Regions from separate parts of the Homo sapiens genome. Here region 2 is linked to region 1. The links are chromatin loops, found by intact Hi-C in ENCODE. Cell type or tissue: heart left ventricle. All regions are shown on one strand. Links, peaks and the distances in the headings refer to the core of each region. The heading gives the core; the rest is flanking DNA. Region 1 has its middle 67 kb from the start of LINC02250. Region 2 overlaps ATP10A (ATPase phospholipid transporting 10A (putative)).

The links. A loop is a pair of places that touch in the nucleus more often than their neighbours do. Peaks named below come from ENCODE experiments on the same cell type or tissue, not always from the same donor. Only the 100,000 strongest peaks of a DNase experiment are listed, where the experiment ranks them.
Region 2: it touches region 1 in a loop (4-fold over the local background); 5 of 110 quality-filtered maps call a loop at or near these places.

The regions. Positions count from the first base shown.
Region 1 is chr15:25,642,726-25,648,101 of GRCh38, reverse strand. No RefSeq gene overlaps it. Among named protein-coding and RNA genes, the nearest start is that of LINC02250, 67 kb to the right of the region's middle. RefSeq lists an enhancer at 4,275-5,218. In heart left ventricle, for the core only: no CTCF peak of the experiment used is centred there; no DNase peak of the experiment used is centred there; H3K27ac peaks cover 462 bases.
Region 2 is chr15:25,708,179-25,713,554 of GRCh38, reverse strand. ATP10A (ATPase phospholipid transporting 10A (putative)) reads left to right here. Exons shown (of 21, transcript NM_024490.4): 11 at 5,255-5,358. Among named protein-coding and RNA genes, the nearest start is that of LINC02250, 130 kb to the right of the region's middle. In heart left ventricle, for the core only: a CTCF peak has its summit at 3,270 (motif pointing right); a DNase peak (open chromatin) is centred at 3,254.

The sequences.
Region 1 (5,376 bases), core at 58-5,057:
CTTAGAATGAGGCCTTGTGAAAATGTTATAAAGGTGACAAATTCATGGGCATTTTAAGAATTACTGAATTTTTCTGTACAGTTCCAGAATTTAAACTAAAAGAAGCAACAACAGCAACAACAACAACAAAAACCACTGTGAGAGAGCACCTATTTGGGGACAAAATAGGTTCAGAGTCAACCCATCCTTTGTGAGGGTGACATTGCCGCAGGGAACCAGGACAGGGGGGTGCTCTTCTCTTTCCCCTCTCTGTCCACAGGTCTCCTCTCACCTGGGTAATGTGAGCTTCTCTTCCGCCTTACCTGGCCCCATGCCATACCTGGAAGAGCCGTGTGTTATGTTTGTGGAGGCAGGCATTCTTTTCTTGCTCCTCTTCTCCTGCATTCTTTCCACAGCCCAACTCTTTGTTTGTTTGTTTGTTTTGAGATGGAGTTCTGCTCTTGTTGCCCTCACCGGAGTGCAGTGGCACGATCTTGGCTCACTGCAACCTCGGCCTCCTGGGTTCAAGCGATTCTCCTGCCTCAGCCCCCCGAGTAGCTGGGATTACAGGTGCCCGCCACCACGCCCAGCTAGATTTTTGTATTTTTGGTAGAGACAAGGTTTCACCATGTTGGCTGGGCACAGCCCAACTCTTGACTATCCCAGTGTCTGCTTGGCTGTCTTGCAGGACTCCAGGGTCCTGTGAGGTGCTTTGTGCAAAGGGCTTCCACAACCAAGTACGAGCAGATGCTGCTCCTGGAAATCAGCGATTCTCAATCTTGAGTGCCAGTCAGAATTACCAGGATGTTTAAAAATGCCTGTGTGCCTAGGTTCCCCACAGACAGCTGGGGCGGGCCCCAGCAAGTTGAGAATTCCTGCCCTAAATCAAGACTTCCCAATCTCGGCTCTCAGCTGGTTTCTTAGAACTAGAACAAAATATCTGCCACTACAATGGGTAATAGTCTTTTTCCTCCCTCAAATTAAGCAGAACAAAATAAAATTAGTGGATAAAATTTCCCAGATTTAAATTTTCCGCTCCTAAGTTTTCTTAAAATTAGGGAATCCAATTTTTTTATCCAGCTAAATTTAAGATTTAGGGATCTAATTCTGTTGTTACGAATTAAAATATAGCCAAAATATTATGTCTGATTTAGACCATATTGTACATTTAAATTTTAAAAAACTTAATTGTGGTAAAAAAGAAAACACAAAATATGCCATCTCAACCAATCTTTAAGTGTATAGTTTAGTAATGTTAACTATATTCACATTGTTGTATAACAGATCTCTGGAACCTTTTTATTTTGCAAAACCAAAACTATAGCTGTTGAACAACACCCCATTTTTCCCTTCTCCCAGTGCCTGACAACCACCATTCGACTTTCTGTCTCTATGAGTTAGACTACTTTTTAATCTTTTTAAAAATTTTTATTTTTAGAGATGGGGTCTCACTATGTTAACCAGGCTGGTCTCAAACTTCTGGCTTCAAGTGATCCTCCTGCCTCGGCATCCCAAAGTGCTGGGATTATAGGCATGAGCCACCGTGCCTGGCCCAATTAGACTAATTTGGATAACTCACGTAAGTGGAATCACACAATATTTGTCTTTTTCTGTTACTTACTTATTTCACTTAATATAATGTCTTTAAAGTGTATCCATGTTGTAGCATGCGACAGGATTTCCTTCTTTTTACAGGCTGAATAAATATTCTGTTTATGGCTAGACCACATCTTGTTGATCCACTTATTCTTCCGTAGACACTTGGGTTGCTTCTACCTCTTTATTATTACACCTAATGCTGCAGTGAACAAGGGTATGCAAATATCTCTTCCAGATCCTGCTCTCATTTCCTTTGGATATATACCCAGAAGTGGCATTGCTGGATCATATAGTAAATCTATTCATAATTTTTTGAGGAACCTCCATACTATTTTCCATAGTGGCGGCAGCATTGTACACGACCACCAACAGTATACAAGTGTTCTAATTTCTTCACATCCTCACCAATATGTTTTCCACTTTTTTGATACTGTCCATTCTAACGACTGAGAGGTAATATCTCATTGTGGTTTAGGTTTGCATTTCCTTTTGGTGATCACTGATGTTGAGCACGTTTTCATATACCTGTCGGCCATTTGTATGTCTTCTTTGGAGAAATGCCTGTTCAAGTCCTTTGGCCATCTTTTAATCAGATTATTTTTTTGTTGTTGTTCTGAAAAACATTTCCAGGAATGGAGATTCTATCAGCAAAGTCCAACTGCAACCTTCTGACTCCCTCATCACAGGAACATCTGCTCGTACTTGGTTGTGGAAGCCCTTTGCACAAAGCACCTCACAGGACCCTGGAATCCCGCAAGACAGCCAAGCAGACACTGGGATAGTCAAGAGTTGGGCTGTGCCTGGCCAACATGGTGAAACCTTGTCTCCACTAAAAATACAAAAAATTAGCTGTGCGTGGTGGTGGACGCCTGTAATCCCAGCTACTTGGGGGGCTGAGGCAGGAGAATCGCTTGAACCCAGGAGGCTGAGGTTGCAGTGAGCCAAGATCCCGCCACTGCACTCCAGCCTGGGCAACAAGACCGAAACTCCATCTCAAAACACAAGCGCATATGCACACACATGTGTGCACACACACAGATACACATAAACACACATACATGCACATGGACACATAAGCGCACACACACATGTGCATACCACACGTTTGCCAGCTTGTTCCAGTGTTAAGTCATTATCTTAGTCCATTTGCTATAACAAAATACCATAAACTCAGTGGCTTATAAAGAGCAGAAATGTATTTCTCACCATTCTGAATGTTGGGAAGTCCAAGATCAAGGCACAGCAGGTTTGCTGTCTGGTGAGGGCCCATCGTCTGGTCCATAGACAGCACTTTCTCACTGGGTCCTCACATAGGGGAAGGGACTAGCCAGCTCTCTGTACTCCTGCTGCCTTTTTGTTTGACTCTAAGTGGAAAGCCCAGAAGACATCCCAAAGGATCCAATGTGTCCTCAGTGTGCTGCCTGCACAGTTGTGCATATACAGACTGCCTTCTTCAGGGATGCAGAGGACCGGCCTCACCTCCATGCCCAGCGGCTCTATTGGGCCCAGTCTGTGTATCAAACCAAAGCTCAAGAAATGCTTGCTGGTGATGATGACATCAGGAAAGCAAATGGGCTGTTTTCTGGTTTTTTCCAAATGAGCTGCCATTTTAATCAGGGCCTCACTATTTTCCAAGTTTAGAATTTTTCTAAAAGGAGTTTTATCCTCAACATGGAAACTCAGAAATTTGGGGCTTTTGAATTAAAAAGAAAAAAAATCAAGAAACAAAGGATAATTTTTTTTGCAATAGATCATCCAGACACTGTTACATTTTCACTATGGTATACCAGAAAAGAAGGTTTTTTTTTTAAGTTAAAATAAACTCACCACAGCCTTATAATCTATTTATAAGGTCCTCCCAGTCTGCCTGATTGTCTCTTGCCACTATTATAAAGTCATCTTTGGTCCCAGTTTGTATAATACAGAGAATTGCTCACCTGCAGTCATTTAGTTCTGAACATTGTCCCCTCGGTGTGAGGGGGCTTTTATGAAACTAAGGCTCATGCAGACTGAATGCAGTCTTGCAATGGGGCACAGGATTTAAATAGAACACGGGACTGAGTGAGGGCGGCAGGGCGGGGCTTTCCTTTGTTCCAGGAGCTGAGCGGGGAATGAGAAGCCCCCTCCTGCCCTGAAGCCCTTGCGGCAGGCTCTCTCCCTCTCCGCCCAGTCCCTGGGCTTCCTTTTCTTCTCCCTCCTGCCCAGTGTGGTCAGGCCATTCCTGGTGTGATTTCCAAGGACTTCAAGGGCAGCCCTGGCCCGTTTCCGCAGTAACACAGACTGTCCTTGGGAGAAGAGGAATGGCCTGTCCCCATGATCTCTGCAGCCCTCCCTTCAGTGCCCGGAGCCAGGCGCCTAAGCCCAATGCTGCCGAGTTTCCTCCACATCACATGTGGTCTCAACTTCCTGGGCTCCTGGGCCTGGTGATTATTAAGGAGCTGAGTCACTGGGGCTCTTGTGGTCAGTGTCTCCATCACTGATCACTGGCCTTCCCATGATGTTTCCATTCATATTTTCTTTCTTCTTTGTCTCCCAGGAGTCCTAGCTTCTTCTGAGATTTCATGGAAAGGGTTATATTGACAATTTGCATTTAGAAATATGATTTTTCTCCTCTTTAGAATAGTTTCTTTCTTTCTTTCTTTCTCTTTCTTTCTTTTTTCTTCCTTTCTTTTTCTTTCTTCTTTTTTCCTCTTTCTTTCTTTCTTTTTCCTCTTTCTTTCTTTTTCTTTCTTTCTCTTTCCTTCTTTCTTCCTTTTTTTATTTTTCTTTTTTGAGACAGAGTCTCACTCTGTCACCCAGGCTGGAGTGCAGTGGCATGATCTTAGCTCACTGCAATCTCTGCCTCCCTGGCTGAAGCAATTCTCCTGCCTCAACGGCCCTCCCCATCATCCCGCCCCCAAATAGCTGGGACTACAGGTGAGTTCCACCATGCCTGTCTAATTTTTGTATTTTGGGTAAAGACGGGGTTTCACCATGTTGCCCAGAGTGGAAGAATAGTGTTTTCCATTGTCTTCACAAAAATAACATCTGTGAGGTTTAAAAAAAAAAAACGCAGGGGCTTTTATGCCTATTTCATAGTCAGGGGAACCTAAAACCAGCTAGAAGGCAAAATGCTCAAGTCCACACAATGGAACAAAGGGGGTCTTGGCTCTTTCCCCTAAACCAGGAATTCCCAACTGTGAGTTGCCGACCCCAGGAAGCCACAGAGTTGCAAAGTGGCTTCAAATTAGTTAGTGCACCAGGCCCTCTGCAGATGGAAGGGAGGGTTAGTGCACCAGGCCATCTGCAGAGGGCCATTTCATTAACATAAGGTGAATTCATTCTGAATAGTAGCTTTGTACGTTGTCTATTTTCTCAATTGGCAGATACTAAAAGAACACTCCTCGGCTAGGGCATGTCCACATGCTTATTTTTCCTCTCATTCCAAAGGGCTCCTCATGAGGGGCTGCGAATTCCAGGAAAGGGCCAGAGGCCTAGCATCACCATTTCGCAGAGTGTGGTGTGCACCCAGCCGCTGACGCACGGGACAATTTTAGGGACTCCATGGGCAACATCTTTTATTTAAGTGTGTAGCTTCTATTTTTTGATAGCAAGTATTGATTGTTCTGTTTTTTAAAAAGAAGACCCCGTGTGTGTTGTTCTCCCCATGTGTCCTGAACTTAACATAAAAATTGAAGAAAAAAAAGAATATGTAAAGAAAAGTCAGGTAGATACGTGGCTTGGCAGTTTTTTGGGAAGTGCTAATGGCAGGCAGGAAGGACATCTGTATGCTGAGGAAGAAAGAGTTGGTAAAATGAA
Region 2 (5,376 bases), core at 251-5,250, 65 kb before region 1:
CCCATTGGAGAATTGCATGGTTTCTTCAGATCAGTGTTTGCCTGTTTGAAGGGTTTGGACTAGGAAGTATTCAGGGGACTTCCATGCCTGCACACCCCCACCTCCAAGAACTGGGGGGTCAGAGGATACTTGAAGAGTGTCACGTTTTAAATTTGAACAATGAAGGTTGAGAATCTAGACTAGTAGCTCTAGAAAGTTCTTCCTGCCCTGTGGACCTGGTGCAGCAGAGAGATCCAGGCCACAGTTTATGGGGCTGCCTTGGGCCACAGTGGGGGCCCAGGAAGTAAGGGATGCTGGCCTCCCCCACTGCCCTCTGTTCTGGCACTTGGGAGGGGAAGGGCCGAGCCCCCCTCATAAAGGGAACCTGGCCACCCACCTCTCCCTCTGTGCTCAGAGGACGGAGGAGTGCAGCCTCACCTCCAGGGAACTGAACTGGGTGGAGGTGAGGATGCTGCAGGAGCCTAGGGGCCCTGCTGAGGCTCTACTGCCTGCCACGGGCTTCCTATTTGCTGCACCTTGGAAGTACCTCTGGGCAGCAGCTGCTGGGAAATGCTATAAGCCGGTTGCTCCCTTCTGGAGCTCCGAGTTGGAGCTAGGGAGTACTTTACCTCCCACTGGCCTTTCTTGCCAGCATCTCAGTGCCTCAGGAGAGGACCCCTGGCACAGAAGCCCAGGACCACTCATGATGGAGAATTGGATGGGAGGAAGAGCTTCATACAGGAAATCCATGTCCCCATCACAGAGCTGTGACCTCCAAAAGGCAGCTGAGCTAAATCTGCAAATGTGTCTCTGAGAGGAGTTTGGATGACCTTCCATGATGATGACCACCGCGGGGCGAGATCTTCCCTTTCTCCCACTGCAGTGGCTCTGCCTTGGAGTCAGCAAAGAATCCAATTCATGGACACAGTTTGAGTTCTAGGAAGCTTCTTCTGAAAATCGATTCTTGTTTACATCCACACAAAAGAAAAACATAAATAGGGCAATTATCTGAGTGATTTCATTCTACAGCAAAAAAAAATCTCTCTTATTCCACAGCCTTGGGTTCAAGACAACATAAGGGGTCCTGGGCTTCAGATTTCACAGCATGACGGGTGATGTCTAAGGGGAAGGCATGGAGTGGCCCTGGCATGTGGGGGCTGCCCAGCGCTGGCAGGCGAGGCCTGTCCAGTCCTGTAGAGCAGGGAGCCCTGTGAGCTGTGCAAGGAAGGCCGCAGCACTTGCCGGGCTTGTCTTTGCTGGCAACATATTTTTTTACATGAGTAAAAACCTCAAAAGCAGAACACACACAAAAAGAACTGCTGTCACTAAGTCTCACTAATACCATCAGCCATTATTTCATAAAAGAAGGACCACATTTCACACTCCACCCCGTCCCCCCCAAAAAATTACCAAGGATAACCCAGAAAACTGGATGCCTTTCAATTGAATGAATTTAGCGTCACGACCTGCTCACTCTCCTACTCCTGCTTTTCTGGTACCTTCCCAGAGTGGATAGAGCATTATCAAGAGGCAGGGCCCCCCTGCCTGTTCACTAGCAGGTGCCGAGGGCCATGGCAAAAGGAACAGTGGTGGCCTGGCCTCCAGAGGCCCCTGAGTGAGCCAGGGATTTCCTCGTTTGTCTGCAAGTTGGGAAGGCACCTGATGCCGGTTACAAGACAATCCACAATGCTCTCCTCCGACTCAAAATCAAACTCACAGTCGGGGTAGGGGAGCCCCTGCCCAGGCCGGGGAGCCTCTCAGACCTGGCATCGTCAGCGTGGCTTTGCTCTGGGTCTCAGGAAGGGAGCTTCCCATAACCAGGTAACTGCAGATAAGAAAAAGAACCTCAAATCCATGGCATCATGGAAGGGCCAGGTAATGACATTGTCTCAACTCTCACCTTATCAAAACCATGACATTGATAGGAAAAGTTAATCAAGGGCTTGTGTTGATCTCCGCCTTCCTCTGGGAATTTCCAAGCAGTGCATGAAGTCAGCTTTGGATAGGGAAGATCTACGTGTCAACACTGGGCAGGTTAAGGTTCAGGAAGTTCAGAGACCCCAGCAGTTTCCCAAGAGAACGACTACAGGAGGGCCCTGGAGTCCCCTCGAAGTTACCCACCTGTGACCGCCTGCCCTTATGCACAGATCATTCGCCTTTTACTTGGGGAGCGGTGGAGGGGTGTGGATAGGTGCAGACTCATTGCAGAGGGCTCACTGTGCCTGGGAATCGCTCTGCCTGTGTAAATCAACTTACTACCTGTGTGTAGGTGACAAACTGAGGAGGGCACAGAGGTGTCCCACTCCAGACTTAATCTGATGCCCTCTTCAGAGGGCTCGAAACACTTTCACCAGAAGAGGCCCGAGTTGGCTGAGCAGATAGTGGATGTGACTGTATGATATCAGCAGGATGGGGCCATGGCTCACCTGCCCTGGCAGGTGTGGTGTCAGGCAACAAGCAGGGACTCCACCCCAACCCATTCTCACAGATCTCTGTTCAAATCCCAGGTCTACACTTACGGCTGGGATGACCCTGGACGAGTCACTCACTCTGTGCCTCAGTTTCCCATCTACAAAGGAAATCACAGTGCCTGCCTCTCACGGGAAGTCCCCACATGAGCCCCTAGCTCAGTGCCTGCTGTTACATTGATGTCCAGCGTCCACTCGGTACCTTTCCCAAGTCTCTGGCTCCTTCTTGTTAAGATCCACTTGCTTATGCTTTGGTGGCGTTGCTACTTGGAGTGGTCTTTAAGGTGTAAACCTCAGGCCACTCTGCCTTCTCCCAGAGCAAGGACAGAGAGATGGCCGTAGCCCACTGCCTAGCGTGGGCCTCACACATTGATACCATGCAGTAATCAGTATATGTTTTTTGCATGATGAGTACATGCATGTACAAGCAGGGACTGCACGTTAGTTTGCCATTTTAATAAGATAACTCCTTATTGGGGAAATATCGCTTGTAAAGCTTAGAAGAAATGGAAATATCACTTGGAGCAATTTTAAAGCACGTGGTAAAATCATGAAGAGAGGCTACCCTCATCCCTCTGAGGGCCTCTCTGTGGGTCTGCAAGCACCACTCGCCAGCTGTCTCCTGGTGGGAACATCAGGTGCAGCCCACTGTCAGGTGCAGCTGTCTCGGCCCTGCTGTGTCTGGGGTCAGTGGGCACTGGAGTCATCTTCGCAGACTGCACCTGGAGCTGTGCCCCTTAGCCTCCTGCTCCTGCCCCGACCCAGATGCAGCCTCAGCGTCCTGCAGCACAGAGCTCTCGACTGTCCCTGCCCAGCAGGGGGCGCCGGGCAGCACTGGTCCCACTCCCTCAGGTGGTGTCACTCCTCACCCGAGGAGCTGAGTTCCAGGCACAGAATTCCTCCTGTCACCATAGGGAGACAAGACACACAGGACTTGGGTGGCTGTGGAACATCAGAAAGAAGGGGCTAATATTGCATGACCGTTGCCTAAAATGCAGTGTGAAAATTGCCATGCCTTCAGCTCGAAATCAGCCACCCCCAGCATCACTTCAGCAAGTGGAGAAGAGCAGGGCTGACTGAATGCCTCTAGGGATCCACACTCTGTTCCCCAGTACATTCTCCTTCGGAGGTTCCCCCAGCTCCTCGGTGATGGTCTCCTTGGAGCTTGAGTTCTTCCCATCCTCTCCTACCCCCCATCAGAGTGTAGACCGATTCCAGCCTCCACAAGGGCCCCACCCTCCAAAGCCCAGCCTCGGTATTCCGCAGTGACTGCCCAGTGGTAGGTGCGGCAGGACATGTAAGGGAAAAGTCACCCAAGAACGAGGGGCAGATCTCGCCAGAAGGGGCACAGGTGTGTGTCCATGTCTGCAGGAGAGGACAACGGGCTCAGCCACTTCTGCCTGGCAGGGCCAGGTGCTCCCTGTCACTAGGCTCTGTGCAGATGGCCCTGCAAAGAAACACCCCATTGTCCACCTGAGAAGCAGACACCTGTGGGGCCGTCTCCTCGTCTGGGGCACCCAGGGTCCCGAGTGGCCCATCCTCCCTCCCTGGGCTCGGTTCATTTTGTTTTGGAGAGTGGTTAATCTCAGTGTCACACCCGGTACCACCGCACGTCCCAGTGCACGCCACATGTCACCTCTCAGGACAATGGGACAGCTTTATCAAGAGTATTTCAATTCCAAAACCCCTCAGTTAGGCACGGCTTTGCTCGAGGAACAATCTGATTCTGGGAAAAGGTTATCTGCATCTTCTAAGAGTGTTACCACGATACCAGGAATACAAAGATGAGTTTGAGCATCATCCTTTCGGGAAATGTAAATACCTAAAGCAAAGGATTCTAGGGCAACTGTTTTTCTTCCCCATTATCAACTCCATAAAGAGTCTTTTCTGACTTCTTTTTCAATTGTCCCCTCCTGGCCTTTTAATAACATAGATATGCTGTGTATCTGTTTATGTTCTATATGTGTACTTAGACTTTGTTTAGAAAAGAGTAAGATTTTTCCACCTCCAAGAACCAGTGATCACTCCCTTGAGGGCTCTGTCACCCCTGTGGAGAATGCAGCACGGTCAGGCATGTAAAAGGGTCTCTTACCGGGTCCTCTTTCAGGTGGTGGACTTAGATTAGTAGATAATCCTTCCTGGGCCACGGGCCTCATGACTGGTCAGTAGTGTTGCCAGATTTCACAAACTGTATATATAGAATGTCCAGTTAAACTTGAATTTCAGACAAACAAATCCTTTTTTAAGTAAAAGTATGTCCTATGCCATATTTAGACATCGTTTGTTGTATCTGGCAATGCTACTTGTAAGGATCCTACTCTTCTGAGGATAGAAAGTGCACTTCCCATTAAGTAAGAATTTTCATTAACAGGAAGAACGTGAGCCTCCATTTAATAGGCTGGGCAAAAGGATGCCAAATGACTTTTGATGTAGTTTTTATTTTCATGAGCTTATTTCAACAAAGGATGTTAAAAACAGCCAAACATCAGCAGGGCGCAGTGGCTCACATCTGTAATCCCAGTACTTTCGGAGGCCGAGGCGGGTGGATGATTTGAGTCCAGGAGTTCGTGACCAGCCTGGGCAACGTGGCAAAACCCTGTCTCTATAAAAAAATAAAATAAAACAGTCAAACATATTGATGAGACTCTTTTTTAAAACATAACAGCTCATTTTTGCTTTGAATTCTATATGAAAATTTGTGCTCTATTCGCAAGTAACGAACAGACGTGGGGTAAATCTCGGAGTGTCTGAAGACCATTCCACAGGCGCCAGTTCTTACCCATGTTTCTGCTTATTCTCCAACCTAGTTGACGCCAGAGGGAGGCATCAAAAAAAGATTCGGAGCAAAACTCAGAATTACCTCAACGTGTATGCGGCGGAAGGCCTGCGCACCTTGTGCATCGCCAAGAGAGTGAGTGGGGGTGTCTCC